Regions from separate parts of the Homo sapiens genome. Here region 1 is linked to region 2. Evidence: chromatin loops called from intact Hi-C (ENCODE). Cell type or tissue: gastrocnemius medialis. All regions are shown on one strand. Links, peaks and the distances in the headings refer to the core of each region. The heading gives the core; the rest is flanking DNA.

Evidence for each region. Hi-C counts contacts between places; a loop is a spot of excess contacts. Peaks named below come from ENCODE experiments on the same cell type or tissue, not always from the same donor. Only the 100,000 strongest peaks of a DNase experiment are listed, where the experiment ranks them.
Region 1: a loop joins it to region 2, with 3 times the contacts of the local background. A loop is called at or near these places in 2 of 110 quality-filtered maps.

The regions. Positions count from the first base shown.
Region 1 is chrX:136,188,630-136,204,871 of GRCh38, reverse strand. FHL1 (four and a half LIM domains 1) reads right to left here and starts at 7,825. Exons shown (of 6, transcript NM_001159699.2): 1 at 7,738-7,825. The coding sequence starts at 7,759. In gastrocnemius medialis, for the core only: a CTCF peak has its summit at 4,197 (motif pointing right); a DNase peak (open chromatin) is centred at 5,371; H3K4me3 peaks cover 5,338 bases; H3K27ac peaks cover 8,000 bases.
Region 2 is chrX:136,050,827-136,067,068 of GRCh38, reverse strand. No RefSeq gene overlaps it. Among named protein-coding and RNA genes, the nearest start is that of SLC9A6, 74 kb to the right of the region's middle. In gastrocnemius medialis, for the core only: no CTCF peak of the experiment used is centred there; a DNase peak (open chromatin) is centred at 11,228; H3K27ac peaks cover 3,039 bases.

The DNA of each region.
Region 1 (16,242 bases), core at 468-8,467, 140 kb before region 2:
CAAACACATGTCCAAGTTATTTGGATCTTGTTGCCATGAGCAACCAAACAGCAGAGAGTGAGCTAAGGAAACCACACCCTGTGTTTGAGAAGCCGCCTGGGCAAAGGCTGTTGAACTCTCACTCAGAACCAAGCCTCCAAACAAAGGAAATCAGGCCACTGGATGAGCCACAGGGCCTTCTGCCTCCTGCTGACACACAGACCCCCCTCATCTCTAAGGAGCTGGCAGATGAAGCAGATGAGTGACATTCTTGTGCAAGGACAGTTGCTTAGGACAGTTGTGTCACAATTAAGAGACTTAGCAAGACCAGAGAATGGTTCTAACTTGAACTTTTCTCTAAAAAGCAAACTGGGATGTTTCTTTATATAATGGGTTAGAAACAAAAACTAGAGACGCAATGGACACAGGGCCTATCTCCTTGAACTATGTACTGTTTAGGTAAGGAAGCTTTTAAACTGCTTTTAGCCTGTGTGTCTACAGAGAAAAGTACCTGTCCCAGTGACAGCATATGGAAAATCACTCTCTTTAATCCATTCTTGTTGGTCTTTCCAGTGTCACACAGAAGCCTCGTCTTAGCTTTGCCATACTGATAATATTGTGCCCTCAACAAAGACTTGCTTTCTTGTTAAGGGCTGAGTTGAGAAACCAAATAAATCTCCAGTAACGGCAAGTGGCAAGAAATAAATTATCAGTTGCTCCTAAATGCCATTTGGCAGGAAAACAGAATTTGTAAGATTAGACAGCACTGGCTTCCTGCATGGCTAGTAACCATTGCTGGTTTAGCCTTTCAGAGACTATCTTCTGGACCATATTTGAAAATCCCTCATTCTCTCTTACCAAGGTCTCTATTTAGTATACAACTTTGAACCTACTCGTTTTAGTATCACTTGCTTTTGATACCTTTATAAGCAGAAATTGATTCCAAATATTTCTAAGTTAAAGTACTATATAAAGTTCCACCTAAGGTGAGTCAAACCTCTTAGTATTTGAGTCCTAGCTTTATGGTAAGAAATACAGGTTAACTAGTGTCATACCAAAGAAAAAACACTAGAAAACACAATGAATGCCATTTAGAAGTAGAGGTTTTGAAGAGAAGGAAAACTGCATTATGGTTCAAAGTACCTGAGAGATCTTAACTGCCATGTTTTTCACACTTTAAAACCACACACTTTCAGTACTTTGATATTACCAGTGCAAAGTTCTTCATTGTTTAGTCTCATAGTTCTAGAACATGACTTGCTCAGAGTTCTAAGCATCCAGATGATAAAATAATCCACAGCTCACCAGTGAAGATAGAAGTAACAAAGGGTGTTGAAAATGTCAGACAATGAAGTCACTGGCCACTGTATCATTCCTATAGTACATGGTCTTAAACCAAGCAAAAGGAAAATTAAATGAATCAACCCCAAGTTAATAGTACCCATAAGAAGAGTTTCATCTCTTGGTATTTTTGAATCCTAGCTTTAGGCAAGATTTTTTCACTCTGAGTTTGAAAACTCTAGGGTCACCTTACACCTTAGATTCCCCACCACTCTATACTTAAACCTGCAGTCTGTATCCAGATGGAGAATCATTTCAAAGGGCATATTCTTTTAGAATACATTTCTACAATTCACTTGAGTCCTTTTAATGTGTGTGGAAACAATTAGTCTAGATAAAATAGGCACTTCTAGGAATGTTGGATTTGTTGCATAATAAGTAAACAGGCTAGAAATACTTAAAGTATGTTAACAATGTCTATGTCAAATTCATGAACTTTCGTATTTGTTTTGCAATAAATCAAATTAAGTGGAACTCTGGGCAACCTGAATTAGCTTACGTCACGTACTTCTAAATTTATGATTATTTGTTACAAAACAATTTCAAACCCTCATGCACGCAGTGTGCTCAGGATGAAGTTGGAGGAGATACTGATCACGTCACAATTTTGTATAAAATATGAATGATGTGCTGATGTGCACAAGACCAAAACAACTCTAAAAAGCCAGCTTATAAATGACAATGCTGAGACACACATGCAAAGATCCTGAGTGTGGGCTCCCTGAGTCTGAGCTACTATCAAGCTTTGACTTCATGAGGAGAGAAAAGCTTGCTCTTTCTTTCTTTCTTTTTTATTTTAGACGGAGTCTCGCTCTGTCACCAGGCTGGAGTGCAGTGGCGCAATCTTGGATCACTGTAACCTCTGCCTCCTGGGTTCAAGTGATTCTCCTGCCTCAGCCTCCCGAGTAGCTGGAACTACAGGCATGTGACACCACACCCAGCTAATTTTTGTATTTTTAGTAGAGACAGGGTTTCACCATGTTGGCCAGGATGGTCTCGATCTCCTGACCTCATGATCCACCTGCCTTGGCCTCCCAAAGTGCATTTTACAGGCGTGAGCCACCGCACCTGAGATTACAGGGGTTACAGGCATGAGCCACCGCGTCCATCCCAGCTTGCACTTTCTTTTGTTTGAAATGAGAGAATAGGGAAAAATGAAGATAGCATTTTACCTCTTTGTTGTTGTTGAGACAGGGTCTCGCTCTGTCACCCAGGCTGAAGTGCAGTGGTGCTATCCTGGCTCACTGCAACCTCCACCTCCTGGGTTCAAGCAATTCTCCTACCTTAGCCTCCTGAGTAGCTAGGACTATAGGTGAATGCCACCACGCCTGGCTAATTTTTGTATTTTTAGTAGAGACGGGGTTTCGCCATGTCGGGCAGGCTGGTCTTGAACTCCTGACCTCAAGTGATCTGCCCACCTCGGCCTCCCAACTTGATGGGATTGCAGGCATGAGCCACCATGCCCAGCCAGCATTTTACCTCTTCTTTTGGGCTCTCTTCAACCTTACAGAATTACATGTACTTAGGCATTTATTTCTTAGGGAATAATTTTTTATCCCCTTAGCTATTTCTAAGTACATGAAATGTGAAGGCCTTTAATCTTCCAGAACTTCTAGATATGTCTGCCTTGACCTATTGCTGTTATCCGGGAATGGGAGTGTCAGCCATCATTGAAGGAAACAATTGCTACACATCATCACCATGCTTCTTCCCTTACCACTTGTCTTTGTGGAGGGCATGTTTGCCCTCGGGCAGCTCTTTGACTAATTTTAATGTCTCGGTGTAGCCCTCATCTGTACATAGTAGGGATGCCAGAGTAGGTATTAGACATGAGCAGGGCAAGAGAGGGCCCCCCACCCAACCAGGAATGTCAGGCGGCCATCAGGTGAAGGTCAGATGGTTGTTAAACTATCTCTCGCTAAAATAATAATTGGTTGCAGCTGGCACCAAGGAAACACGGTCCCTAATAGACAGAAACACCTGAAACTGATGCTCAGCCACGTCCCCATGAGATCTCAGGAGGTGGGTAATTGGGCTCAAGCATGTGCACTAAGAGGCAAAATTGCGGTGTTTAACTGGTATAAGACCTACCTCTGGGAATGCTCTACTGCTAAGGGAAAAATCGCTTAAAGTAAGCATGCACACAACTTCAGTAAACACCACGCATGCGGCACTTCCCAAGTGCTGGCAGGCCACTGGGCATGCGGACAGCCCACCCCAAGGGAAGAATCAGGAGAGAAGTAATATAACACCCGAATCATGCCAACATATAAAAGCCCAGGTCAAAGGTCAAACCATGCACTTTTTGAATCTCTCAAGTAGCCTGCTTGGTCATCTTCTAAATGTACTTTACTTTCATTCCTGCTCTGAAACTTTATTTTATTTTTTGAGACGGAGTCTCACTTTGTCACCCAGGCTGCAGTGCAATGGTGCAATCTCTGTTCACTGTAACTTCCGCCTCCCAGGTTCAAGCAATTCTCCTGCCTCAGCCTCCCAAGTAGCTGGGATTACATGCGTGCACCACCAAGCCTGGCTAATTTTTGTATTTTTAGTAGAGACAGAGTTTCAGCATGTTGACCAGGCTGGTCTCCAACTCCTGACCTCAAGTAATCCACCCGCCTCAGCCTCCCAAAGTGCTGGCATTACAGGCATGAGCCACCGTGCCCGGCCTCCTGCTCTAAAAGTTTTTAATAAACTTTCACTCCTGCTCTAAAAGTTGCCTTGGCTTCTCCCTCTGCCTTGTTCTTCCTTGAGGAGGCAAGAAATGAGGTTGCTACAGACCCACAGATTCCCCGCTGCTAACATACTTTGGTGCCGAGTGACTTGGATACATTCCCTAGTGCTAACAAGTGGGGTTTCTCTATGACAGAAAGTTCTGCTCATACACTAGGGGGCCCCAGTACCTAATCCAGGGCTTTGTATACAGGAATCACTCAGTATATGCCTGTTGATTGACAGATGGAGATATGTTACCACAACTAAGTTTCTAAAACTTTGGTATGTGGATAGTCACTGAAAGTGGCTTCTGATCCAATTATCTGAGCCTCTATTTTGTCCATACCAACCCTATTTCAGGACCACACTGATTTCCTTTCTGTAAGGACTTCTTTCTTGGGCCTATTCTCCTCTGCTTTCATGGACTTATGAACCTAATGCAATATGACATACTATTTCCTGATTTTAAAAATCATCTTATATGACGTGTAAGGTGCTGAAGTCTAACCTACACCTTAGGTCCACATAAATGTCCCCTGATTTTCTAAGACAGAAAGCATCATTATTAAATAATTTAATTAAAAATTAACTAAATTAAAGTTTTACAAGCTTAGAATACAGTTAGAAATGTGGCTGGGTGATAAAATTTTAGACATTTATTCCAAAAGGGTAGCCTGACTTTCTATGCCTGCTTCAAAAGACACATCATTTTCACTTAATAAACAAGCTTCCTTTTTCAGAAAATTCTTGAACTACATCCAACATGCTGAGAGGTGCCTAAATAAACCTCAGTATCTTAATTAAAAGTTTTGGCTTTCAATTTAATCATGTACACATACAAGTAATATAACATTACAACATTTGTTTTTTTCTTTTTTCTTTTTTACTATAAACCTCTCATTACAGTCGATTTGTATTTAATAAATCTTGCTTGTGTTTTTACATGTATTTTCTCATGTATTTCTTCCTATTGTTCATCTTCTCCCTCATGCCTGAGTTGCTCAAACTATGAATATTTAAGGAGAATGTGAATATCATGAGTAGGTAGCATTTTTCTATGTGTTTTCCATGAAGGGTGTAATGTACAGTGTAAACAATGAACAACAACCCAAATGGAAAAAAATCAGGTTATTTCAGATCTGTTCTTCACTAAATCCAACCTACCAGTACATTAGTGACTCCACATATAAACACTGGCTTCTAAAGAAAGGGTATAATGCTTTCCTCAGAACATTCAACAGATGGAGCAAAGCCTTAGCCAATGAATAGGACACTTGTGTAATAGACATGCTAATGCACCTGGAGGTGTCGTCAGACATTTGGGAATAAATACCTAAGTAGCTGCAATGAGACGGAGCTCATGAGTCACGGCTGAAAAGTAGTCTTTCATACAATTTCATACAAAAATCAGAAAGTGTTTTTTCCCTTCAAAATAGAACGTGTACAGAATGATTCAATGTAATTAGCAACTTCACTGGTATGCTGCATTTAGAAAAAAAACAAATCTTTTTTGGGTCACTGATGTATAACTAATGCCATTTTAGATTATATCGGGTGTCAGGAGGGTTCGATATAGATTATTAAAAGAAAAATTATGTGCCACTGAACTTCCTGCAGTCCAGATTCAATTCTAGTACCATTTTGTCTGTATATGAAGATTTTTCATAATGTTGCACAGATTACGTGCAACACAGCCCCTCTTTCATATGGGAAAAAAAGCATTTCTGACCCGGCAGCAAAAGAGCATGTGTTTTTAGTTTCTCCAGCTGTGGTGAAGTAGTAGGTAGTCATTTGGTGGTCATCAAAAGCACAAAATGTTCAGTTTCACTCTCACTCAAATCTTCTGTATTTTAAGAAGCCAATCCAGTTGGATTACTTTCCTCTCATCCTACCCTCTCATTTTCCATCCCTGCCCTGAGAAAAGACTGGCGGGCTTGTGCGGCCCACTGAGCAGCAGCTGGTGAAGGGAATCGATGGCTGTGTAATATGGCAAGTGACCTGATCCCCCTCCACACCCCAAACCTGGTTTTCGACTTGAAAGGCCAAAGGCTAAAGAAATTGAATCTACATAATTTTGCAGACAGAAAGTCTTCAATGTCAAGAGTATACATTGTTTTTGTCCTTGAAATGTCCTCTCAGTATATGGATAGTCACTAAAAATGGATTTGGATCCAATTATCCTAGCTTCTATTTTGCCCATACTGAGCCCGTTTCAGGGCAACACTGATTTTCTATGAGGACTTCTCTGTCTCATGGACTGATTCTTCTCTGCTTTCATGAATCTATTAACCTAATGCAATACAAAATGCAATTTCCTGAATTCAAAAATCATCTAAAAGGTATAAATAATTGGTCCCATTTAGCCACAGTTATTAGAGCCTCCAGACTTACATACACAAGAACGACATAAGAATTTGGTGCAATTTAAAACCCAAGGTTGGGTATGCTATAAACTTTCTGTCACTATTTAAACTTTTAAACTTTCTGTCACTATTCTGTCACTTAATTAGTAAACAAAATGAGAGTTATTCTACCAGGTAACATGCATTTAAGGTTCATCAGGACAACTAGCACAGCTGACTAGTTTGCCTACACCCAGAGAATGTGTATCTTGGCTGATAACCACAATCTCAAGCATTTGGTACCATGTTTGTGAAACAGCTCCTGAGGGTTGGAAAAAAAAAAAAACCAGACAACTTTTGAACACTTGGGAACAGGGAAGACATTACATATTAATTCATTAAGGTAGGGCATTCCATTGCAGCATATTTAAAACCCCAAAAAGAGAAATTTCCTAAAGTATTTCCATTGTTTAAATATTGACAGGCAATGAGTTTTAAAAAATGATTTTTCAAAAAAAAAAAAAAACATAGATAATGACATCCCTTAATCTGAAAGCTGGGAGACAGGATGAAGTGCCTTCTTTATATCTAACCGTCTGACTTTACCAGCCCCAAGAAAGGGAACCGTTACTTAGGCAGAGGGCCACAGGGCCACAGCCACCCTCCTGGCTTCAAATAACTGGGCTTTTGGCCCCTCAGCCCCTAGTTCATAGATTTCTTGTCGATGGCCAAAGGGCTTCCTTAATTGTAAGGTTACAAAACCAGAAGAAAATGCTCATGTCCCAAGGAGTCCAAAATGTGCCCCTTTTTCTGCTAAAAACAATTAATAACATACTTAGCATATCAAAAGGAACATAGCTGTTACTTCGGGAAGATTTAAAACATTGTCAGCAAAAGGGAAGATGTGCTAGGTCATTATGGACTTTCTTAGTTACAAATGTTCCTCCTTTCAGCTCCACATTCGATTTACCTTCTCCAAACACCTTGGATGTAAAGCACTGTCAAGATGAAGAATTGTATCTTATAAAAAAGAAAGCCAAAAATTCCTAACCAGAAAAACCTTTCCTCCCACAATCTCTTATAGTTTCATGAGATGTCCTGAAAAAGGTAAAAATATAGTGGTAACATGTTTATATACTTCTTTTTAAAATAAATCACTCAAACTGTTCATTGTACTTGAACAATATTTTGTCTTTGAAATAGCATGAAAGGCAAAGGCAAAACAGAGACAAGCTATAATTTATTTACTATTCAGACAAGACTAAAATCATTTCATCAAAAACCATCTTTTAGCCCAATGACGGATTCACTGCCCTAACAAAACTGTGCTCAATATAAGATAAAGAGCATGAAGTTTTACCTGAGTGTCTATGGGAAGCCATGGCTCAGAGACCAAGTTCAGGAGCAGCACCTAGACCAGTCTTCCCTCAACCCCAGCTGATAAGGCTGTGGCTCATTTGTGAACATACATTTAAGGGGAAGCGGCTAACACAAAAATAACCGAGAGCAGATGTCCCACCCCTCCCCAGAGATCACAACCTTAATCCCACTAGAAAATTCTTAACCATTTTAGGTGATCCAAGGGAGAAGAATAGGACCCAGTAAAAATACCAAACGCTACATATAAATACCTGCGGGGCTACTCAGCATCCAAATTAGCTCCAGAGCCAGAGAGGCCACATAGAAAGTCATCCCTGTACCGGAATAAAATTTGGACTCGGCTCTGGCATAGCTTAACGCTGAGCCAACCTTATTAATCCACTTTATATGCCTCAAGAGCTTGCATTTGGCCCTGTAAATAATACATTTTTGTGCTGTTAATGATAAAAGTAACTCTAAGAGATAGACTTATGTTACCAGTGTAACTCAAGGAGATTAGACAGTATGAATATAGAGATTAAGGGGATTATAGATGTTGTCACTCTATGTCCTCCTTAGTATGTTCCAGAGATCAGCAGATTACTGTACAGGAAAGGAGAGTGATCGTAATCTCCCCACCTCCTTAACGGCAGACAGCACAGAACAAGATGGGGAGACTATGCCTATCCCCATCACACACACAATGAAGACATTTTGTCTCACAAACTCAACCTCTTGTTTTTCAGCATCAGGGACAATAAAAGGAAAAACATGAATGAAAATGAAGACATCAACCTAAAATGTTGTAATAGCTCAACAGGCCATCAGATGTCTGGGGGCTGGCTATTAGGAGCATGTTCTAGGAAAAGAAAGCCCCCAAGTCCCTCCAGGACCTTCTTCCACATTCCTTCTCTGGCCTTACCCTTAGCCCCCTTTCCCTCACTCCCACCTCACTGGCCTCCTCACTGTCCCCTGTGCCCAGAGTCATGGTTGTTCCTTTCCCTACTTCAAGTCTGCTGGTATTGCACTGATTTCTCTCCTTGCTGTCTGATCTCCTGCTTTGCTCCATGAAGGCAGGGATTTAGTACTGGAGCTCACTGCAGTGGCCCCAGAGCCTAGAACACTGCCCAGCTCCCAGGAGGCTCTCAATAACTATTCCTTGAAAGAATGAACTAAATAACTGAAAAATCCATCAAGCCTCCAAAACATAGTCCCACCTGCAATCCTGAAAGTGGTTTTGGCCACTCAACTTCAAGGAAGGCAGCTGACCTTCTCGCTGGTACAGACACCTTTATAGCCACTGTCTTGTTTAAGTGGTTTTGGCCCTATTCACACATCTCCCCTACCAGGTTGAGGGCCAGGGCAGTGCTTTGCTTGTCTTCATGTTCCTATAGCACACAGTAGGTGAGCAGTAAATGCTCCATGAATAAATGAATGAATGAGTTCCCCAATTCTTACGATCTTCAAATGTTTAAGGAAAAGTTATTCTAAAAGACAACTGACATCAGTAACTCCCAGTTAGCTAGAAAATGACACAATAAAAGCCAGGTTGTTACGAGTAAATTTATTACATGTTAGAGGAAAAAAATAAGCCTGGGAAAAGAAGAGAAGCTACACTGTGCTCTGGCTCCACGCCTTTCTAGTCTCTTTCTCATCCAGCCTGATTAAATTATGGTGCGGAGATTAGCCAGTTGTAACAACACCACACCCCTAAAATAAACTGAAACTTTTCACCTAGAGGAAATTCTCTTACTTTATTAGATGATTAACCTTAATGAACCCTGAATTTTTTATTTTAGCAAGTTATATTTTTAGGAAGAGCCCATGTATGTTGAAATGCCTCTCTTGCAGCGCTGTGAACAATAGGCTTGGTGTGCCAAATACTTTCCTTTAGGAAGTCAATTCCTGTTTCAAGCTATGCATCAGGAAGTGTCTTCTTTTAGGCAAGTATGGTAGTTCTTTAGGTTTCTGATCATTTTGAAAAGTGACAACAGAATATGGATAGACAGCTTTATGAAAGTATCAAAAAACAAATCTGTTTTGCCTAAAATACAAGAGAAAATTCAAAGACAAGAGAATCACTTTTTGACCACCATGAATTAGTCAACTATGACCAGCCAGGATGGACTGGGAGCTTGGGCCTGCAACAATAGCATTTATTCCAGTTACTTCCATTTGCATCAACCAGGTAACTGTGCCCTCCTAAAAACTTCATGAAGCATGACCACTACCTGCTCTGACATCTGGCCCTACTGCAGATGTCCTCAAGCCACAGAATTAGACCTTCCACAAAACCAAGACAGAAACAGCCCCTTGCATGATGAGAAACAATTTCTTAGGAAGAATAGTTGGTAACTTTGTCCTGTCTTGGATCAGTGGCTCAGAACCCTTGCTGGCTATTTCACAGGTACCTGGAGTCACGGGTTTCATTGGCATATTAGTCAATCTTGTTATATATTAACAGTATGATGTTTAATAATATCTTTAAGAATCACTGTACTGTTTACAACGCACCTTTATATACTATTGGTGGAGTTGGCTGGTGTTTGGGAGCAACTCTCTTTGGTGTATGATGGTTACATTTCAGGCCTTCTAGTCTCACACTCTAGCAGTATCCGGACGCTTTTTTCAGTGAGTGCTAGGTATCAAACTCCCTGTTTCCCTTCCATGTGACCCTCTGCGAATCATTTACTTCAGGGTTTATCTACACATCCTTATGGTCCTACTATCTGCAGATACATTATGACCTATTATTGGGTTAACCTGTAGATAATGCCGCCCCAGCCATTGCTTTATTGTATATGACAAGCATTTATTGGACAGATGCCCTACTATGTGGTGCAAGGTATTTTACTGGTCACAAAGAATAAAATACAGTCCTTACTTTCAAGTGTAACAAGATAAATATGCAAATGACTACTATGCAAGGCAGAGCCTTACAAGTATTACAAGAAAGGTATAAAGTGTTACTGACATTTATCACAGGGAGAGATCACATCTGGTTTGGAGATGAGAAAAGACTTGATGGATGTCACGGCATTTGACCTGGTCCCTGAAGAATGATTAAGACTTTGGCATGCAGACAAGGGGGAGGGAGTGTTCCAAGAAAATGGTACCATGTCACCTAAGGTATGAGAAAAACACAGGACGTGTTCAAGAAGCAGGATGCAGCTGGGGGGGGTTGGGGTGTGACAGAAGCACAAGATAAGGAAGTAGTAGGACCGAAAGCTAGAGAGGAGGGAAAGCCACACACGGAGGATCTTTCTGCAACTGGTGCAAGGGGAGAATGAGATGGAGTCATGCAAGCAGTGATAAGAAGAGCAGATCTCAGAGAAGAGAGGAGGCAGGGAAGACAGCACAGGGTAATGCAATTGTCCACTGAGATGCAAGGAAAGACTGAAAGAATGAGAGGCAGGGGCAATGGGCATGGAAAGGAAAAACTAGATATAAGGGACACTGTGACAGGGCTACAAGAACTGAAAGAAGGGGAAGGAGCCAAGGATCTCTCTGAGGTTGTGACTCTGGGTGACTGGGAAAATAATGGGGAATATGGGAGGCAGAGCTGGTGTAGGGAAGAATGGCACTTTATTTTAGACTTCACAATGAGTTTCTTCTGAGATGTCAATAATGAACCCCCTTTAATGGGATCCCAGTTATCAAGGAGCGAGAGAGAACAGTAAGATTACAGTAGAATCACGTTTGTGGGATTTCTCACACTGCAATCTAATCCTAGCCTCTCTACCTCAGAAACACCACTGGGAGGATCAAACTTCAAAAGTTCAAAGTGGTGCAACCGAAGAATCAAACACGGCAAATTCAGTGACCCACTTAGCCCACATTTCAGGACTTCCTCATTCACAGCTTGACTTGTGGTCACCCTTCTCCCTTTACTAGATTTTTCTTTTCCTGAAGAAATTTCCAAATGGTTAAAAACTTATTCAGACAATTACTGGCCATTAGTCATGGCCAGGGGCAAGAGGCTGATAACAAACTGTAATGGAGTCTTTGTGGATTTCTCCGTGGTTTCATGTCCAGTTGTTTTTTTTTTTTTTTACATGACTCTTCTTTCCCTCATATCTACTACTAATAAATTAATAGACTGCAAGTTTTTTTCTCAATATAATTTTGTCAGGCTACTTAATCCCTCTGCCAACAATTTCTCCTGAGTGAGTCCAACTGCAAGATTAAGGCAACTAGTCATGCACTATGATATGATGTGATTCAATGTTGAGCTCTCCAGAGTATTTCTTGTCCTATGTACTCTTGCCAGAAAAAAGCTCAGAACAGCTTCAGCCATCTCATGTTCCTGTCAATCTTTAAGGTGGGAAGAGTACTTTTTCCTACTGACACGTCCAATTTTGCAAAGTCACTGCTTAAATGTCACAATTCATGGCATACCCATCAGAGAGTAAAATGAAGGAGCACCCCTGGAACCCCAAGAGGGGGGATTTGGTCATGTAAGGTCCTAATGAAAACAAACCTGAAATTCAGCCTCCCCAAAGGGTCTCTGAATCTCAGAGAAAAGGAAAAGGTATGAAAGAAGACCTGTAACAAATGAGAAGATACATGAAATAAAGGACACTGTAAACAGCAAAGCACCTGGAAAATGCTAATTAACTCCACTGAAGACCTGTTCATTTCACAGTTGACCAGGGCTTAGAATTTTCCTTATAATATTCACAGAGAGATTACGAAGCATGAGCCATGGCCCCTGTCTTTTGATTTTTGGTAATGTCATGATCAGTAACAGTTTTAAATGTCTCTTGTCCCCAAAGTCTGTGCCCTTCCTGTGTTACTACTAGACTTTTACCAAGAGGTAGGAACTATCCTAACCACATCCTACAGATACTTTATGGGCCTATAACCAGAAATCACTATCAGGAAAACACCGAACAAATGACTTTCAGAGCATGCCTAGGATGATATTTTTCAAAAAACAGAAGTGGCAAAAAAGTAAAAGAAGTAAAGAAAACAGAAACAAGAAAATGTTTTAGAAAGAGATATATAACATAAATACAGAATCTAAAATCAAAGGAAAATAAATGTTTCAGGAAACTGAGAAGCTGGTAAGGATAAATCTTTGTCACATTTTAGATGTTAAAATTCTCTTCCAGTTTATTTCTACCACCTACTTGTGACATATCTGTTTTATTTCCATATTGCCATGTACCATGACTCAAAACACCCTTTCAACCATGCTAAGTCCTGGCATTCACCAAGCCCACCTTTTATGAACATTTTAAGCCTCTGATAAATGCTTGAGGGCTAAACATTCCATGACCCTATTCTATAATTTACCCAGCTGGTTAATATCCATAATAGGAAAGAAGAACAAATCAAATAAGCTTCCATCCATACCTTTATTCTTAATGCTGATAACTGAGATCAACTGCCTTGATCAGGGATGTTATAATAATTCATGAGCTCTGCTTCATTGTGTGAAACATCAAGGCTAGTAACATACGATCTATCTTTATTTACCAAAAAACTATAATTAATACATTACTTTATTATGCACTGGTGTTTTCAAACCCCAAATAGAAGATAGCCCTAGAATTCAAGGTAAAGGTTGAAAAGACTCATGAGTGGTTCTCTGGGGTTTGGTCAGTAGATCATCTGAACCTAACATGGTGCACGGAAGTGGAAGCATGAACACAGCAGGAGGAAAGAGATCAAGCCGTGACCTGGATGTCACTCAGGAAGTCTATATTTTGTTAGGCAATAGCATTGTCTATTTTGATAGCAGGGGAAATCCAGATTTCCAGAGGACTGAAAGTACATAAAGTGAAAGCTCACTTGGCTCCCATCTGCCAAGTTTCCCCGAAGGCCAACATTTGACTGCCTGAGCAGTGTCTTGATTCAGATTCAATGCAGGAGTAACCACAGGTGGACAGAGGAGCGCGGTGGCCCACAGTGATTCGTATCTGAGAGAGCAAATAGGAATAACTTTCTGTGGAAGGAGCTCTTCTGTTGTGCCAGGACAGGCACTGTTTTGTGAAAACTCAGCTGCAGAACCAGAGTGATCCTGTTGGTGTGTGGTCTGCCATTAGATTACCACCCTCAATGGCAGCTTGTCTTCCCTGTTCGTCAACCTGTGCATGGTAAGGACAGAGTATAGGCTCCTCCACAAGTTGGAGAGGATTGGCGGACCTGAAGATAAAGTGGGCCAGGTCTGAGGGTGTCTCCAGCTTCATAAAAATGGCATGATAGAGTTGGAAATGGTCTTAGATACCACCTAATCCAATCACCTCATTTTATAGATGGAAAAGCTGAGGCCCAGAGATGGAGAGATCACCTGCTTCCCTGAGTTAACAGCTGCTCCAGGTCTAGAAGCTGAGTGTCTGGACTCCGAAGGCACTATTCCTTGTACCGTATTAGCAAGGGATCTTTACTCATGACAATGTAAACCTTAGGAATGCTATGTATGGTAAAGGGGGTTTGTTATCCCTTGACTTTATATTCATCAACAGAGGTTAAGCTGGGTCACAGACCCTGAGACTAAGGGACAGTTGTGTGTGTAGATGACACATTTTGCAGATTCTCTCATGCAGCAGCAAGAGTCCAGTCAAGTTATCTCAGCCACAGTTAATGGTTAATGCTGGAGTCTCTTAGCCTACTCTGGTTCGAGAGGCCGCCTGATTCGCGAATCGTTCTTTGCTCAATTAAACCCTATTAAACTTAAAAAGAAAAACAAAGTTTATGGATAAACTTTGGCTAACTTGGAAGCAGTAGTTGACGCAGAGCTGAGAGAGATATGGACTAGGTTGGATGCGGAAGCAGAGGCTCTACCTAAACAGCTGACACTTAAGGAACAAGAGTGAGTGATTTCAAAGCCCTTGAAGTCAAACAACAAGTTCACCATGCCAGGCAGCAAGTACATGAAACAGAATGACAGGAACACGAAGTCCAGAAAGGAGAACGCAAGGAGAGTCTGCAGCTAGAGGAGCAGAAGCCATCAAAGGACATGTACGTGGAAAGATCACACCCCATTCACCTCACATCCCCACCCTTCTTGCTCATTTCCAATGATAATCAACAAGAACAAACATGGGAAGTAGGTACCTAACTGGTATAAATAAGACCAGATTATCTAAGGTACAGAGAGTGAAACAAGGAGTGATTGTCCTATTGCATTCAATGAAATTCAGGTAAAACGGTTTAGACTGGACCATAACTATTTTTGAAGGCTTCCATGAAAGAAATTTAAGGCTTAACTTTATATGAGATTGGTTGAACAATTAACATGGTTAGTTCCAAGACAAATAGTAGGAAATTTGCCCTGAGATTAGTATATCTATTTTATAATGATTCAAGAGAATATAGTGCAGTGGCTAAGAGCACAGACTGAAGCCAGAATATCTAAATTCGAATCCTGCCTCTATCACTTACTGGTTGTATGACATTGGCAAGTTTCACTTAACTTCTCTGTGACTAAATTTGCCCATCTGTAAAATGGGGATGATAATAGTACCTATGTAAAAGGGTCATTGTGAGAAATACAGCAGTAAATATTTGCAACATTTAGAGCAGTGGCTGGCACACAGTAAGCACTATATATTATTAATTCAACTACACGCTAAAAATGTGGCCGACCCAAGCAGCAGATTCCTACAAATAGAATTTATCAAGTTTACTAATTCACAGGGAATATGTGGAAAAGAGATAAGGGCTCAGGATGTTGGCCAAGAGCCCAGCTGCAAGGACCATGGGCCTGAGAATGACTGGGGCAGCAGAGAGCAAAACTCAAAGTCCTAGGGACTCAGAGGAATTGGCCTCAGCAGCTTGACAGCCCAGTGGAGACAGCTGTGGACTCAACATGGGTCAGGAGGGTTTATGAACAGATGATGGAGACCTGGGGAGAACAAATCTCTGCTCTATTGATCCTCTAATGAAATAAATACCCAATAGGTCTAGGTCACCTGTCCAGTCTTGAGCTGCAGAGGGTCTTCCCTACATCCTCCCTGCCAGGAAAGGGCCCAGTGGCTAATTAGACCTTTTCTGGCTAGAGTCAATAAACTTTCCAACACAACAAATAAGGGTTTACCTTATAAGCACTAATTCATCAGGCAGGCCACCCTTGATTCACATCTCTGAGCTTAAGTTGGCTATAAAGGCCAACAATGAAAAGAGGCTACCTATATGCAGCTCCAGCCAGAATGCAGATTAGCATCATATTATGTGAGTTAATTCTGAATAAATGCCAAGGACATGGATCTAAAAGACCCTATCTCATCAAGCCACTTACAGAAATGACTCTACAGCTCAGGAGATGAGGCTGTTTGTGCCGAGACATAGCTTGGGTGAGTACAGCAATGCCCAAGGTCCCAGGGGTGGCAGAACCAAAATATGCACCATCTACCCGACTCTTGACCAAAAACACGTTGTGGTCAATCCCCCATACCCACCCCAAGATGAACTCCGGCTAAAGCATCTAGAGTTGGGATGACTGTAAGAAGACTATTATCTGACCATTGTGTAGACAGACCATTGCCGTATGTCCATAATG
Region 2 (16,242 bases), core at 6,416-14,415:
GGCATTTCACGGTTTTCTAAAACCACCAAACTCCACACCGCCTCCACCCCGCAGTCCAGAGCACACTGTGGTCCATGATATGAGCAGGGCCAGTGAATGCTGACATGCCCATCCATAGTATACCACATTCCAGCTCCTAGGGGACTCTTTCCTATCCAAACTTGGCTGTGATAAACGGAACTGAGCAGAGGGCTTCCTCAACCCTCAGCTCATGCCATTATTAGCCAAATGGGTACAATGCACCATGCCATAGCAAAATCCACTAACAGCAGCTGGGAAGAGATGGGGAAATACAAGACAGATGGTAAAGTCCTTTGAAGTATGGATACAGTCCCTAAATAGAGAGGAGAGAGCCACACACTGAACATTTCATTTTGTAAGACATAGAATGGCCCAAATGCTGAAAACATGCACTACAATTCCAAAAGTTGTTTCCAAAGTCTAACTTTGACTCTCAAGTCCTTGGGTGAAGATACCTTGCCTCTGAAGACATCGTATGTTGAGCACTTTTTAAGGAACTAACCTCAGAACATGCAACCAATTCCTTGGAATATCCTTAGTGCTGAATTTGCTGTTGTTTGAAAAAATAAGCCAACATTGATCCATGGCAACTAGGCAGATGTTCCAACAAGGCTGCACTACTTTGGGTCCAAAAAGAAGGTGAAGTGGATTTTCTCAGGTGTCACATAGCTTGGCTCTGAAGAGTACTCCCTGCAATGTCTGGCACACTGGCAGCCACATTGGAATAAGTGTGCAATTTCATTTTTCTTTTCTTTTTTTTTCTTTTTATTTTTTTTAGACAAGAGTCTTGCTCTATCACCCAGGCTGGAGTGCAATAGCGTGATCTCGGCTCACTGCAACCTCCGCCTCCCAGATTCAAGTGATTCCCCTGCCTCAGCCTCCCAAGTAGCTGGGATTACAGGTGTGTGCCACTACTCCCAGCTAATTTTTGTATTTTTAGTAGAGACGGGGTTTCACCATGTTGGCCAGGATGGTCTCGAACTCCTGATCTCAGGTGATCCGCCTGCCTCAGCCTCCAGAAGTGCTGGGATTACAGGTATGAGCCACCGTGCCTAGCCTAAGTGTGTGCAATTTCTTTAGGGAACTTCTTAGAAAGGCAACACATTTAATAAATGTGCAAGTTCTGATGACATTTAATACATACGAAAGCCCCAATATGCTTGCTGAAAATCAACCTTTACCTTTTTTGTTGTATCAGGTGTTTGGGGAAGAGGGGAAAGGAATGGGCGGGTACTCAGTCATGGGATGAGAGCACGCTAAATCCATGTGCCCTCTTCCTAGGGTGTAGGAGGAGAGAGCTTCAGCGCAGGGTTCAGCAAACTTTTTCTGCAAGGGCCAGATAGTAAAAATTTTCAGCTTTGCCTGCCATATGGGGTCTGTTACATAACTTAACTCTGCTATTGCAGTGCAAAAGCAGCCTTAGACAATACTCAAACAAATGAGCATGGCTGAATGCCAATAAAACTTTATTTGCAAAATCAGCTGGGAATGGATTTGCTCTGTGGGCCAGATTTGGTCTGCAGTTCCTAGTCTGCCAACCCCTGCTCTTGTGCAAAGCAGACACTCATTTGCAGACTTCTTGTTTGACATCTCCAAACAACTTGCTGAAAGGTAAAGGGGCAAGCAGAGGTCCCTGAGCTCCCATAATCACTTCTCTTCAACCATTCTCGGTTGAATCCCATGATGTCATTCTGAAATGCAGTGGGTCATTGACAGGGTCACATTACTCAGAGAAAAACAGGATGTTTGACACCTAAAATATTCAGAACAAGCCCAGAGCTCATCTCTGCAAAAATGCTCTTATATAACAGGAAGCAAGAAGAAAGGGAAAGCGGCGACAGGAGGCTGGGAGGGGACAGCCGCTCTTGGAGAAGGCGCACCGGGTTGGGCTCTGACGGCAGGCCTGCTGCCTAGAGAGTACATCTCTGCTTGCAGCTGTCACTTCAGTGGACAGATGACTTCATTTCAGCTCCCCCCCTCCAATAAAGAGGCAATAATCTCTCACTTGGGAGAAATACCATATGGCAGATGCTTTGCAAAGTTGTAAGAAAACAGTATAAAGTACTTAGCGGGGAAATGCCACTTCCAAAAGCATAAAATTTGTCTAGAAAGGGATCAGGCAGTGTCTTTGAAATACCATAGGTTCCCAGAAGATGAAGTTGAAACCAGTGGGATTGGGTAACAAGAGGGGCATTATCAAGGCAAGTTAACACAGACATCTCCTTTCTTGTGTTTACATACCTTTAGTGTGGCTCAAATCCGAAACACTTATTCCCAAAGCTCACCCTGAACTGCCCTTGCTGAAATCTCAATGTCCACTACTCTCTACCTTGTACTTCAGGCTCGAAAATAACAGGTCTTCTTATTCCCCAAAGACCCAGTGGCATGAAGCCTCTGGCATGTGGCTTTGTGTCTCTGGGCATTTGGTCATGCAGGTTTCTTGTTCTGGAAGGGCCCTTCTGGCTCTTCAAAATTTAGCCTCCCTTGGCTGTTTACTGGGCCTCCCAAGTGTGTTCAGCACCCCCTCTTCTGTGCTACCTTGAGATCTTATACATATTTCTTTTGTTGTACCTAGTACATCGTCGAGTCATTTATTTGATTATATGACTTATTTCCTCCACTAGACCCTGAGCTCCTTGCTCTCTGATTTGTCTCTGGATTCCCAAAACCTAGGTAGTGCTGGGCTTATGAGAACAGCCCCATAAACATTTGCAGAATTTGGTGTCCAATAGTGGGGGGAGCCTCACTTGCTCAGCTGATCTCCTTTGGACCAGAGCTATATTTTCCAGGGCAAGCCTAGGTTAGGGTTCCATTTTGAGGTCTCTAGAACAAAATCCCCAGTAGCCTTGGGTTCCTCAGCATGGGGCTCTGGTCAACTGAGTTGCTGGCGCAGTTCTTTCATTAACTCTCTTAACTCAAATGTCTGCACCAAGATTTCCAATCCAATTACGAAGAGTCTCCCAGCCAGCACCTTCTTATCCTTCAGACCTCATCTTAAATGTCTTCTGAGAGACCGTTCCTGATTTCCCAGTCTGGAGTAGCTCTCCCCATTACTGTCTTGGCTTACCACATGACTTGGCATTTAGTAGGCATTCAATAAATACCTGTTGAAAGAGTGAGTGAAGGCATTTTGCAAGGTTTGAGTAAGCTAACGCCCATGGAATGCCTCAGACACATTCATTGCCTATAGACACACAGTAAATGTTTCCTTTATCAACATCTCTTCAGACACACTAATCCCAGGAAGCAACTAGGATAATGAAGCGACATCTCCCCGACTCCAGCACTTACAAAAATGCTTCCTTCCACCTACAGACAAATATAAAGGGAGAAGAATTCCAAAAGGAAGGCAGTTGTCATCTTTGACATACAAATGAAACGTGCTCAAAGTGGACAGCATTTATGTTCCCTTAAAGTGTGGCAAAAGCCAAGTTCCCCACAGCTTGAGCAAACAGGAAGACAAGAAATGTTCACACATAACCTTAAAAGTGGATCCAACCATGCCGCAGAGTGAGGCAAGCCTGGCTTAGGAGATTATGCCCATATAAGGCCCCACAAGCAGCTCCCAGTGGAGGCTGAGATAATTTGGCACCTCTCAGCAAAAACCAATAAGATTTGCCTTTAGGGCTTTGTTCACAAATAACCCCAAGTCGGCTGTCTACATTTTCATCTAAACATTTGATGAAAAACCTAATACCACCCTAAACATTTCAGCCTCAAAGACTCTGAAGGAAGTGCTGGAAATAACTCAAAGGCAGCCATCATCTGAAATGCTCACTCAAGTCTCCCCGGTGGTCTTTCTGAGTTGCTGAGGAAGAGCTGGGATAGGGAGGCAGGGCTCTGGGGACCACCTGAACTCAGAGATGGGCTGAGATCTGTTTCCTTTTCTGTCAGTGACAGTAAAGGGCTAGATAGTAAGCATTTTTCACTTTGCGGGCCATAGGTCTATCACCACTGCTCTACTCTACCACTGTAGTGAAAAAGCCTTAGGCAAGACGTGAATGAATGGGCATGGCTGTGTTCCAATAAAATTTTATTGATGGTCACTGAAATGTGAATTTCATATAATTTTCATGTGTCACAAAATATACTTTTGATTTGTTACAACCACTTAAAAATACAAAAACCAGTCTTAGCTCTCAGGCAGCACAAAAACAGTCAATGGGCTGGACTCGACCTGTGGGCTGCAGCTAGCTAATCCCTGCAGCAGGCAGTAATGTACAGTAATGTGTAGTAACCAGCAAAGAACACAACCTCAGGCCCTTGGGCTCACTTGGATTCTGCAAGTTAACTTCTGCCACTTTCTGGCTATGTGACTTTGAGTAAGTCAGTAAAATCTCTGAGCCTCAGTTTCCCCATCTGTCTGGACCTCCTTGCCACTGCTGGAATGAGCATTAAAAGAGAGAAGCCATCTCATGATGGTGCTTGGCACACATAAACACTCTGTAGATGTTAGCTACTGTTATCTGAAGTTCCCTTTGATTACAGCTGGCATTCTCCCTTCTGATATCCCTAGTGCCTAGCACACTATGTGGCACACAGTAGACACTCATGAATCTTGGTTGAATGAATGAATGAATGAATGAATGAATGAATGAATACATGCTTGAATAAAATCCCATCGAAATGCAGCAACTGACACTTTCACTCTCTAGCTGCCCAGGCTGTCAACTTGCAGCCTCCATCACTTCCAAACTTTTAGTTTTGGCCCAGTGTTGTTGTTGGGTCAGCACTGGGGCAAGTGGTTGGAGTTGCACTTGGTACAATTTCAGATGTGCACATAGTAAGTACTCAATAATTGCTTGAGGAATGAATTAATAGACATCTATTGCCCAAGTGAAGCGATAACTTCAAGTATTTTAATTTCAAAAAGAGAGATACCCCTCCTTTGCACCCAGTCCTAGGGCTCATGATGTTGGGGAAGTGGTGATTAAGATGAGGTGACCTCCCTGAAAGTCCGCCCCGGGGAGGGACAAGGTAATTGTCCAGCACTGCATGTTGGTCTTCTCCTGCTTTCTTCAGCTAGTCCCACAGAGGGACACTGGCCTGCCCACCACCTGCCTCTCTAGGAGACCAAGCTCTTGTACAAACAAACTGTTCAGGGCTTTTTAGAGCCAAATTTCTATCTGCGTACGCATTCTCATCCAGAGGGCCATTGCTCCAGCTGCTAAGGTAAAAAGGGGGTTAGCCAGTGATTTGGGCCCATGTGCTTCATGGGGGGAAGCCATTTATTTTTGTATAAACAGCATATGGTGCTCACCTACCCCTCACAAGGAGGCTGTGGGAATTCCTGGCACACGAGTAATTTTAAGTTTCAAAGTTTTTCTAGGGTCCTGAAAAAAAAAAGCTGCAGAAAACACGGAAAAGGAAATCATCTTGAGTTGGACACGACAGCCCTTGAACCATGAAGAGCATCACGTGCAGATCAGAGGCCCCAGCGAAACTCTCCCTGGAGAAAAGGCCCAGCAAGCCCAAGCCAGGCCGATAGGGGATTGATTTCCCACCCCCGGAAACAGCGCAGGAATCAATGAGTGTGCTGTGATCCAGAGCTGACTGCCGGGAAGCCTTGGCCTTGGCCAATGCTAGGCAGGAGGCTGTGGGCTACGTGAGCACTGACAAGACCCTTAAAGGCTTCCAACTTTCCTCTGGAGGAAGGCTTGACTTGGATCCCACTATAAGTTCTGTCAACCACATCAGAGCAGTTTCACAAAAGCCACTCAGAAAATGGAAAATGTTAAGGACATTTGTGGGAACCAAGAAGGAGCCAGACACAAGTATGGCATCATTTTCCCCACCACCCAAGGAGCCACCATCCCAAGTCTTGAAGAAGCACAAAGGGAAGTCGAGGTCCTCATGCCTGTTGAGCAGGCCCCCGGGAGTCTGCACCTCAGAGCCTGCTTTGGGCCTTGAGACTTCAGTCTGCTTTGAGCCGATGGTGGCACCAGCCATTTCTTATGATTAATCATAGTAATAATCGCCATGACAGCTACCATTGACAGGGTGTTCACTGTAGGCCAGGCACTGTGCTAAGTAGCTGTGTGATCTTGGACCTTCGCTGAACCACTCTGAGCCCCAGTTCCTTCCTTATCGGCAAGAAAGGGATAGCAATGGCACTCAGCTCAGAGAGTTGTTCTGTGGATTCGATGAGGCCATGCTTATAAAGGGCTTAACCCTGTGCCTGGCCCAGATTAGGTGCTTCAACAAGAGACAACCGCTATTATTATTACATGCGGGAAATAGCTGACGATTCAGATCAAAGGGGAAAATGACAATGGCCTTAATTCTGTTGTTGTAATTCTCCCTTTCTCCCTCTCCTTACCTTCTTCTTTCTCAACTTATCCTGTTTTTTATTTTATTTTATTTTATTTTATTTTTTGAGAATGAGTTTCACTCTTGTTGCCCAAGCTGGAGTGCAATGGTGGGATCTCGGCTCACTGCAACCTCCTCCTCCCGGGTTCAAGCAATTCTCCTGCCTCAGCTAGGATTACAGGTGCCCACCACCACACCTGGCTAATTTTTTTTTTTTTTTTTGTATTTTTAGTAGAGAGGAGGTTTCACCATGTTGGCCAGGCTGGTCTCGAACTCCTGACCTCAGGTGAGACACCCGCCTTGGCCTCCCAAAGTGCTAGGATTACAGACGTGAGCTTACCCTGATCTTAAACATAGACTTTCCATTCTCTCCCAGCCCTGTGAAGTGCAGGGAGGGCAAAAGCTTGCATGGCCATGGAGAAGCACGCACGAGCCACTCACAGGTTTGTGTGCCCACCAATGGCAACTCCAAGCAGATCGCCTCTTCTTTCTCCTTGCCAGGTCCGTTTTTGGCACTTTACATCTCCCAGCCAATACGGTTTTGGTCGGCTCCATGGAGCAGTGCATGAGGCATGCCACAGAAACATGAGAAGTAGCTAGTTGGCTATCTTGTCAGGTTGTGTAGCTGTGAGTCAAAAAAATGCCAAAACATTTGAAAGCAGAATTCACCCCTTCTGTGACAGCCACCAGAGTAATGCTCAAAAAGGTATTTTTTCCTCTTCTGTGGGTAAAGCAGAAGAGAAGAAAATGAGTGGCAGTCACTAGTCCAGTAAAGGGAATGTTTGATCTTGGTTTGTTCATTCATTCGCTCCTTTGTTCATCCCTCACATTCTTGGTAGGTTCCTGTATCTACTTTTTGCTGAGCAGTATACCTAACACTGGGGGAAATCAGACGATTGAGACAAGGGTGTCTGAGCCTATGGCTTACTGTCTAGTGGGGGAGATGGATAAAATAAATGAACAATTCTAATGTAGTGAGAGGAGTTCTCTGCAGCTGAGGAGCACAGGGCACTGTCAGTCCCCAGAGGAACCAGCATCGAACTCAACCTGGGAATGTGTTTGTTTCAGTTCACGAAAAAGCCAGCATCCAAATCAAAAAGATGGCCAGGAGTGGAGGCTCTCACCTGTAATCCCTGTAGTTTGGGAGACCAAGGCAGGAGGATTGCTTGAGCCCAAAAGTTTGAAACCAGCCTGGGCAATATAGCAAGACCCTTTGCCTACAAAACAATTTTAAAAAATAAAAGATGGTCTTTGCTTAAAACAAGTGAATGCAAGCAGCCTGGGAAACCAAATGCAGAGGCCACCAAGCCTCCAAAGGCAGCCTGGAAAGTTACTCCTCTGCATCTTGTTCTGTGCCTGTTTCTTTTCTATCCCTCAGCCCATTGATTAGGCTCATGCCTTTCACTCTCAAGAAAGAGTTAATCTTATATACAGTAGGATTTCAATTTTCCAAAGTTTCTGAATGTGTGGGTGCATATGCATATAGAGTAAAAAGACTGGAAGAAGCCTCACTAAAATGTTAACAATGGTTATCTTTGGGTAGCATTTTCATGTCTCATTTCTTAAATATTTTAATTTTTTCCACAATGAACATGTATTATTTTTATAATCTGAAAACAATGTCATTAATTTCAAAAGTGCAGGTCTGCAAAAAGCTATGTGCTGTATGCTTCTGTTTATATGACATGCTGGAAAAAGCAAAACTACAGGGACAGGAAATATGTCAGTGGTTGTCAGAAGCCCAGGGTGGGGAAAGGGATTAACTACAAATGGGCACAGGGGAAGTTTTTGGAGAGATGAACCCGATTCGTCTGTTGATTGTGGTGATAGTTACATGTCTGTGTTTTTCTTTTTTCTTTTTTTTTTTTTTTTTTTTTGAGATGGAGTTTCACTCTTGTTGCCCAGGCTGGAGTGCAATGTTGCAATCTCAGCTCACTTCAGCTCACTCCAGCCTCCGCCTCCTGGGTTCAAGCCATTCTCCTGCCTCAGCCTCCTGAATTGTTGGGATTACAGGCTCCTGCCACCACGCCAGGCTAATTTTTTGTATTTTTAGTAGAGACAGGATTTCACCATTTTGGCCAGGCTGGTCTCGAACTCCTGGCCTCAGGGGATCCACCCGCCTCGGCCTCCCAAAGTGCTGGGATTACAGGCGTGAGCCACCACACCCGGCCGTCTATGTTTTTCAAAGCTCACAGAGCTATATGCTAAAGGATAAATTTTATGGCATATAAATCATACTTCAATAAGCCAGAGGTTTTGTTTGTTTGTTTTGAGACAGAGTCTCACTCTGTCGCCCAGGCTGGAGTGTGGTGGTGTGATGTCAGCTCACTGCAACCTCCACCTCCCAGGTTCAAGCGATTCTCCTACCTCAGCCTCCCGAATAGCTGGGATTACAGGCATGCGCCACCAGGCCCGGCTAATTTTTGTATTTTTAGTAGAAACTGGGTCTCTCCATGTTTGCCAGGCTGGTTCCAAACTCCTGACATCAGGTGACCTGCCAGCCTTTGCCTCCCAAAGTACTGGGATTACAGATGTGAGCCACCGCGCTTGGCCAATGAGCCAGAGTTTTTCTAAAAAGTGAGTTTAGATTATTTTTCCACTTCCATCATTTCTGGAGAATCTGATGGACCCAGGAAGATAATGAAATGTTTGAAGTGTATGATCTTAAAAAGATTACAAAAACAGACAAAGGAAATTTTCTTATTCCTGTCAGTTCTCTTAAAGTTCAGCCTTAGATGGCTGGGGCTTGAGTTTTGTTTTTTTATTCTTTGCTCCTTTTTTTTAAAGTCACTCGAGGCCAGAATTTATGTGAAAGACATAGTTTTTCTTGGTATCTAATGAGGTGACTTTAGAATGATTTCAAGTATGATTTACAACTGGAGTGCTATCTTTATGAAACATTTATATCTGTGACAACACCTAATAAAACTTTTTATTGGAAACATTGTTTGTATGGTTAGAACAGACTGTCAAAATAATCCCCCTTGGACCAGATGCATCACAAACTGATCATTTACTCTGTTGTTCTTGCCGGTATCATATTTAAATTCAATCTGATGGGGACTAGAGAAAAGGGCAAGCCGATGACATCATTTTCTTTATAAAGATTGAAGTTTTCATTTACTACAAGGGACACGATATAAAGACTATCTTACAGTAAGAAACTACAATGCCCACAAGCTGGAAATTTCTGTCCTGAACTACCCAACTAGACACTGTTATTTGAATTCAGTCATGTCATTAAAATATTTAAGACCTGGTTTGTGCTTTATTTGATATAGAATTGGATCATTGTCTATAAGTACAGACTCTAGATGCTGTATAATTAGAGTGGTATCTGAAGCTATCTTTTTTTTTTTTTTTTTTTTGAGACAGAGTTTCGCTCTTGTTGCCCAGGCTGGAGTGCAATGGCACAATCTCGGCTCACTGCAACCAACCTCCACCTCCTAGGCTCAAGCGATTCTCCCCCCTCAGCCTCTGTAGTAAGCCTGGCTAATTTTTGTATTTTTAGTAGAGATGGGGTTTTGCCATGGTGGCCAGGCTGGTCTCGAACTCCTGACCTCAGGTGATCAACCTACCTCGGCCTCCCAAAGTGCTGGGATTACGGGCGTGAGCCACTGGCCTGAAGCTACCCTTTCGTTTCTTCCTTAGCCTAACAACAAGAAAAAGTTCTATAATATACCAGGGTTATGGAGAGGAAGTGGCAACTGGCTCAGCACAGATAGAAGCAGTGTGCCAGTTACTTTTGCTTTTAATTTACCTTGTAAGTTCTTCTGTTCATCCTTAGAAGTGACTCCAAATGCGTGGTACAGAAACTACATGCACAGATGCTGCTTGTTCACATAAAATCAGTGGAGAAATCAGAGAAATACCAAAAATATCTAATAATAAGCTATTGATCCTGCTAAAGGGCATAATGAAAAGATGGCATGAAGTTCTCTACAAGAAAAAAATGGCCATTTTGATCTATTACATTTACAAACTAGAAATGCTGAGCTCTAAAACCACATATCTAATAAATGCTGAGCTCTAAAACCATGTATCTAATGACAAGGCTATCTTCACCACTAGACTGTGAGCTCCTTGAGTGCAGGCAGCATGCCTGATGTACCTCTGACTTTCTAGATCAGACAGAAGGAATGAAGGAAGAATTTGTATAATCAAGTCATTGGTTTCCTATGAAACAGAGTTTGGAATCGCACTACTGACATCCCTACCAATGGGTCAGAAAGAACAGAGCTCAGTGTAATGAGAGCAGAGCTGTGGGCTCCATTGTTACATAGAATAGCCAGCTTTGTCCTGGACTGCCTTTGTAGGTAAAGGGGAGGTTCTGCGTTTAATGTATGTTTTTTAGGTCAGCACATCAGTCCTACAGTTTCTGGGTGAAGAAATAAATTCCTGCCGAGGAAGGAATGTAATTGGGGTTTAACACAAGCAATTTTAGGAAAGACCTCTACGTATCAGGACCAGCACTACATTTCTTAAAAAAAAAAAAAAAAAAGACATCTCTTTGTCCATCATCTTTCTCTCAAGTTAGTTCTGAAGTGACTTTTCCCAGCCACTCCGGAGGCAATGAGGACTTCATTTTGGAAACATTGGCTGAGTGTACTGGTGACTCACACCTCTGATGAATTAATAAAAGTTGAGAAAACAAAAACCAGATGTTTCCTTCATCTTAATATAGACCCCTAAGCTTTCTTTTTTCAGTTATACTGTCACTTGCTGATTTCCTTCTAGTGAGGCAAAGCCCAATATTTTGAAAGTTTGTATCCATGCCTATTGGATGACCTCCATCCCAACAGTTGCTATTTGGTTCAAATTTCCATAAAGACAGCAGGTCAGGCACGGACTGTTTCAGCAAGCTAGTGGCACACAGTGTTTGAGAACAGCATACCAGAGGGCTTGGACACTAGATTGGATTTGCTTGAGAACTCTTGCAACAGCTTCTGAGGAAAAGCAAAAAGCGAAGCCGTCTCTTAGCTTGCATGCAAACCCACACAGAACCAGAAAGAGACTGGCCAACTAGCCGTGGCTTCCTTTCCACATCCAGTATTCATTCCTTGGCCCTTGACCCTTCTGGAAAATGCTAAAAACTGTGTTTTAGAGAGCCCACAACATATATTTTCATTCTTCTGGCCAGACTGGAGGTGAATACACTGAAATCCAGAGTGACGTACATTTGAAAGTTTCCTAATAACACCACCCATCATTCCCTGAGAACTTCTGTAGCTTTCTGTTTTTCGTAAGGAGGGAAAATAATTTATTTTTTCCTCCATCCATTGTACTTTGGTTAAAGCAATTATTTTTCCCCAGACACCACCCATAGCAAAAAGCTCCAGATGTTTTTAGGTTATAATGAGAGAATGGATGGCAAACCCTGGTGTTTTTCAAACTCGTATCCTTTCCCAGCCTTTTTGTTTGGGGCCCTTAGCCCTCCTCTCCCTCCCCTCTTTTCTTAATTGGGCTCCACCTACCCTTACCTAAGTGATCCAGAAACAAATTTAGATTTGTGCTTTGACCGCTACATCTCTCAATCTCTTGGTCCTAATAGGTATCTTCTAAAATTGTGATTCCCACCACCCCATCCACTGATTTGCCCAATCCAGGTTGCTGGTAATCACTGTAACCTGTCCCCCTCACCCATTCACTACGGCTAGTCTCCAAATCAACACCAACCAGATGTCTCTTGCATCTGTCCCCTCCTTTCGACCCCTACTGTATTCCTGTGCTTAGGCCACCATTCTCTCTCACCTGACCAAGTCTTCTAACCATCATCTCTGTGTCCACTGTTACCCATCTCCAAATAATTCATCCTTTCCACCGTAGCTACAGTAAGTGATCTTTCTAAAACCCCTGTATGATCATGTCTTCCATACATTGCCACTCCTGGTAACATATTGAGCATGGTGGCCTGGGAAAAATTCTTACACCAGTGAGTAATGTGAAAGTGCTAGTTAAAGCTAGGTTAGGCTGGGTGCAGTGGCTCATGCTTATAATCCCAATCCTTGGGGAGGCTGAGGCAGGTGGATTGCTTGAGACCAGGAGTTTGAGGCCAGACTGGACAACATAGTGAGACCTTGTCTCTATAAAAAATAAAAAATAAAAATAGCCGGGCTTTGTGGCACGTGCCTGTAATAAACAGCTACTTGGGAGGCTGAGGTGGGAGGATCACTTGAGCACTGGAGGTTGAGGCTGCAGCGAGCCTTGATCATGGCACTGCACTCCAACCTGGGCTACAGAACAAGACCCTGTCTTATTTGTTTGTTTGTTTATTTATTTATTTATTTATTTTTGGAGATGGAGTCTCACTCTGTTGCCCAGGCTGGAGTGTGGTGCCATGATCAAGGCTCACTGCAACCTCCACTTCCCAGGTTCCAGCGATTCTCCTGCCTCAGCCTCCTAAGAAGCTGGGATTATAGGCGTCTGCTACCATGCCCAGCTAATTTTTGTATTTTTGGTAGAGATGGGGTTTCACCAGGTTGGTCAGGCTGGTCTCAAACTCCTGACCTCAAGTGATCTGCCCACCTCGCCCTCCCAAGGTGCTGGGATTACAGGCATGGGCCACTGCACCAAGCCGCTGTCTCAAAAAAAAAAAAAAAAAAAAAAAAGAGGCTGGGTGAGGTGGCTCATGTCTGTAATTCCAGCACTTTGGGAGGTCGAGGTGGGTGGATCACTTGAGGCCAGGAGTTCAAGACCAGCCTGGCCAACATGGCAAAACCCCCATCTCTACTAAAAATATAAAAATTAGCAGGGCGCAGTGGCACACTCCTGTAATCCCAGCTACTCGGGAGGCAGAGGCAGGAGAATTGCTTGATCCTGGGAGGCGGAGGTTGCAGTGAGCCAAGATTGTGCCACTGCACTCAAGTCTGGGTGACAGAGTGAGATTCCATCTCAAAAAAAAAAAAAAAAAGAGCTAGGTTAATGTTAATGTCAGAGAAATGGCAGGACCTTCTCCAGCCTGGCATTTGTCACCTGGACTCTTCTCCATCATGTCTCCTATTGCACCACACCAAGGTTATCTGTATACCTGCTAGTCTCTCCCACCAGACTCTGAAGTCTGGGTCTTGCTCAGTTCAGTATCTGCAGCACTACACACAGTGCCTGGCACAGAGCAGAACTTAGAATAAAATAGCATCAGAGACAATAGTTTCTCCCTCAAAGGCAGTGGGTTAGTTTCCTATTGCTGCCATAACAAAATACTGCAAACTTAGTAGCTTAACACAGGGGCCCCCATCCCCCAAGCCACAGACCAGTACCAGTACCATTGCTTGCATTGCTGCCTGAGCTCTGCCTCCTGTCAGATCAGCAGTGGCATTAGATTCTCCTAGGAGGGCGAACCTTATCGTGCACTGTGCATGCAAGGGATCTAGGTTGTGCACCCGTTATGAGAATCTAATACCTGATGATCTGTCACTGTCTCCCATCACCCCCAGATGGGACTGTCTAGTTGCAGGAAAACAAGCTCAGGGCTCTCACTGATTCTACATTATGGTGAGTTGCATAATTACTTCGTTATCTATCACAATGTAATAATAATAGAAATAAAGTGCACAATGAATAATGCACTTGAATCATCCCATAACCATCCCCCCTTCTCCCCCGCTACAAATCCGTGGAAAAATTGTCTTCCATGAAACCAGTCCCTGGTCCCAAAAAGGTTGGGGACCACTGGCTTAAGACAACACTCACTTGACACCTGATGGTTCTGTAGGTCAGAAGTCTGACAAGGATCCCACTGGACTAAAATCAAGGGGACGGTGGGGCTGTGTTTGTTCTGGAGGCTCTAGGGGAGAATCCTTTTTTTTTTTTTTTTTTTTTTTTGCCTTTCCCAGCTTCTAGAGGCTGCCTTCCTCTATCTTCAAAGCCAGCAATCTGACCCAGGCACAGTGGCTCACGTCTGTAATCCCAGCACTTTGGGAGGCCGAGGTGGGTGGATCACCTGAGGTCAGGAGTTCGAGACCAGCCTGGCCAACATGGTGAAACCCCGTCTCTACTAAAAATACGAAAATGAGCTGGGCATGGTGGCATGCACCTGTAGTCCCAGCTACTTAGGAGGCTGAGGCAGGAGGATCCTTGAACCCGAGAGGTGGAGGTTGCAGTGAGCCAAGATCTTGTCACTGCACTCCAGCCTGAGAGACAGAATGAGACTCCGTCTCAAAACAACAACAACAACAAAAAAAAAACAAAGCCAGTAACGTAGCATCTCGCTGACCCTGCTTCTGTTATCACATCTCTTTCTCTGACCATAGCCAGGAAAGGCTCTCCCACTTTAAGGGGATTGGGCCCCCCCCCCCGAATAATCCAGGATAAACTCCCACCTCAAGGTCATCTAATTAGCAACCTTAATTCCATTAACATCCTTAATTCTCTTTGCCATGTAACTGAACATATTCACAGGTTCCAGGGATTAGGGTGTGGATATTTTGGGTAGGCCATTCTTCTGCCCACCATAGGCAGCAGCAGGAGAGGAATCTGAATTTCATTCAGCGCCCCCCTTGTAATGCTTTTCATACAATGGCAATGCTCTTACTTAATTGGCTGCATTTGTTTTTCAATTGAAGCTATGATTTTGTCACCTCTGCGTTCCCAGTGCCTGGCCCAGGGCTCAGCCCAGGTGAGGTTCTCAGTGTCTATTGACTGGATGTTAGTAAGCAAAATATTGATTGACTGGAGTGTTTAAATATCAACCTTTTCGTTCCCCTCAGCAAATGAAACTTTGATTGTTGAGTTTCAAAAAAGTGTTAAAAAACCAATTTTGAGGCAAAATCGGGGGTCCAATTGCCATTATCTTGCTTTCTTACACGAAACCAACTCTAAGATTGAAAAAACAGGCAACTTCTATTATCTGACAGAAGTGTTCCAGATTTTTTCTGGTGAAAAAACAGCTCACATGCTTTTTGCCTAGTCCACATGGGAACACAGCTGTATAAGAAATTCAAATGAACAGAAAAAAAAAAAATCATGCAATAAAGACTCGTGACTCCTAAAGCAACCAAAAATTGAATACTTCTCATGCAGTTTTTGTAGGATTTGTATTTAAACATACAGTGAACCACTTCAAAATTCCAACAAATCTGGAGAAATTAAACCTTGTTTCCAAGAAGTGCTCAGAGAGCTTTCAATACATTTTTTCATCACTGAAAAAGAAGTGACATGCACAACTGAGCTGTGTCTCTTTAGCAGGACCCAGTGCCTACCAGACAGCAGCAAATGGAAAATGAGCCAACCTGGTGTCCTACAGTGATACGGAGGACAGGAGTCCTCTCCTCAAGCTGCAACTGCAGTACAGGTTCATGGTAAAGGAAAGGGTTCTTAACCGGGGGCGGTGGCTCACGCCTGTAATCCCAGCACTTTGGGAGGCCGAGGCAGGTGGATCACCTGAGGTCAGGAGTTCAAGACCGGCATGGCCAACATGGTGAAACTCTGTCACTACTAAAAATAAAAAATTAGCTGGGTGTGGTGGCGCATGCCTGTAATCCCAGCTACTCGAGAGGCTGAGGCAGGAGAATTGCTGGAACCCGGGAGGTGGAGGTTGCAGTGATCCTCCGTCTCAAAAAAAAAAAAAGGAAAGGGTTCTTTCACTGGGCAGAATTGGCCAGAAATTGCCAGGTCTCATGGAGTTCGGGCTCCAGCCATGACAGCCCCAACTAAGCCAGTTCTCAGAATTCAGTGTTTACCGTGGCAACCACTTGGGGCACCTCCAAATTGCTAAACTGGAGATTCCAAAGAAAAGCAGCCCAAAGTAGCTGCATGGTCTGCAAAGACTTTTCCGTATTTTATTCAAATAGCACCTCATCAGCAAACCTTAGCGAATATTCAAACTCGGTTTCGACAGTCTTCTGAATCCCAGTCAAAACATTTCAACGTACATCACTTCATCTGATCCCCCCGCAATAGGCCTGGCAGTGACTT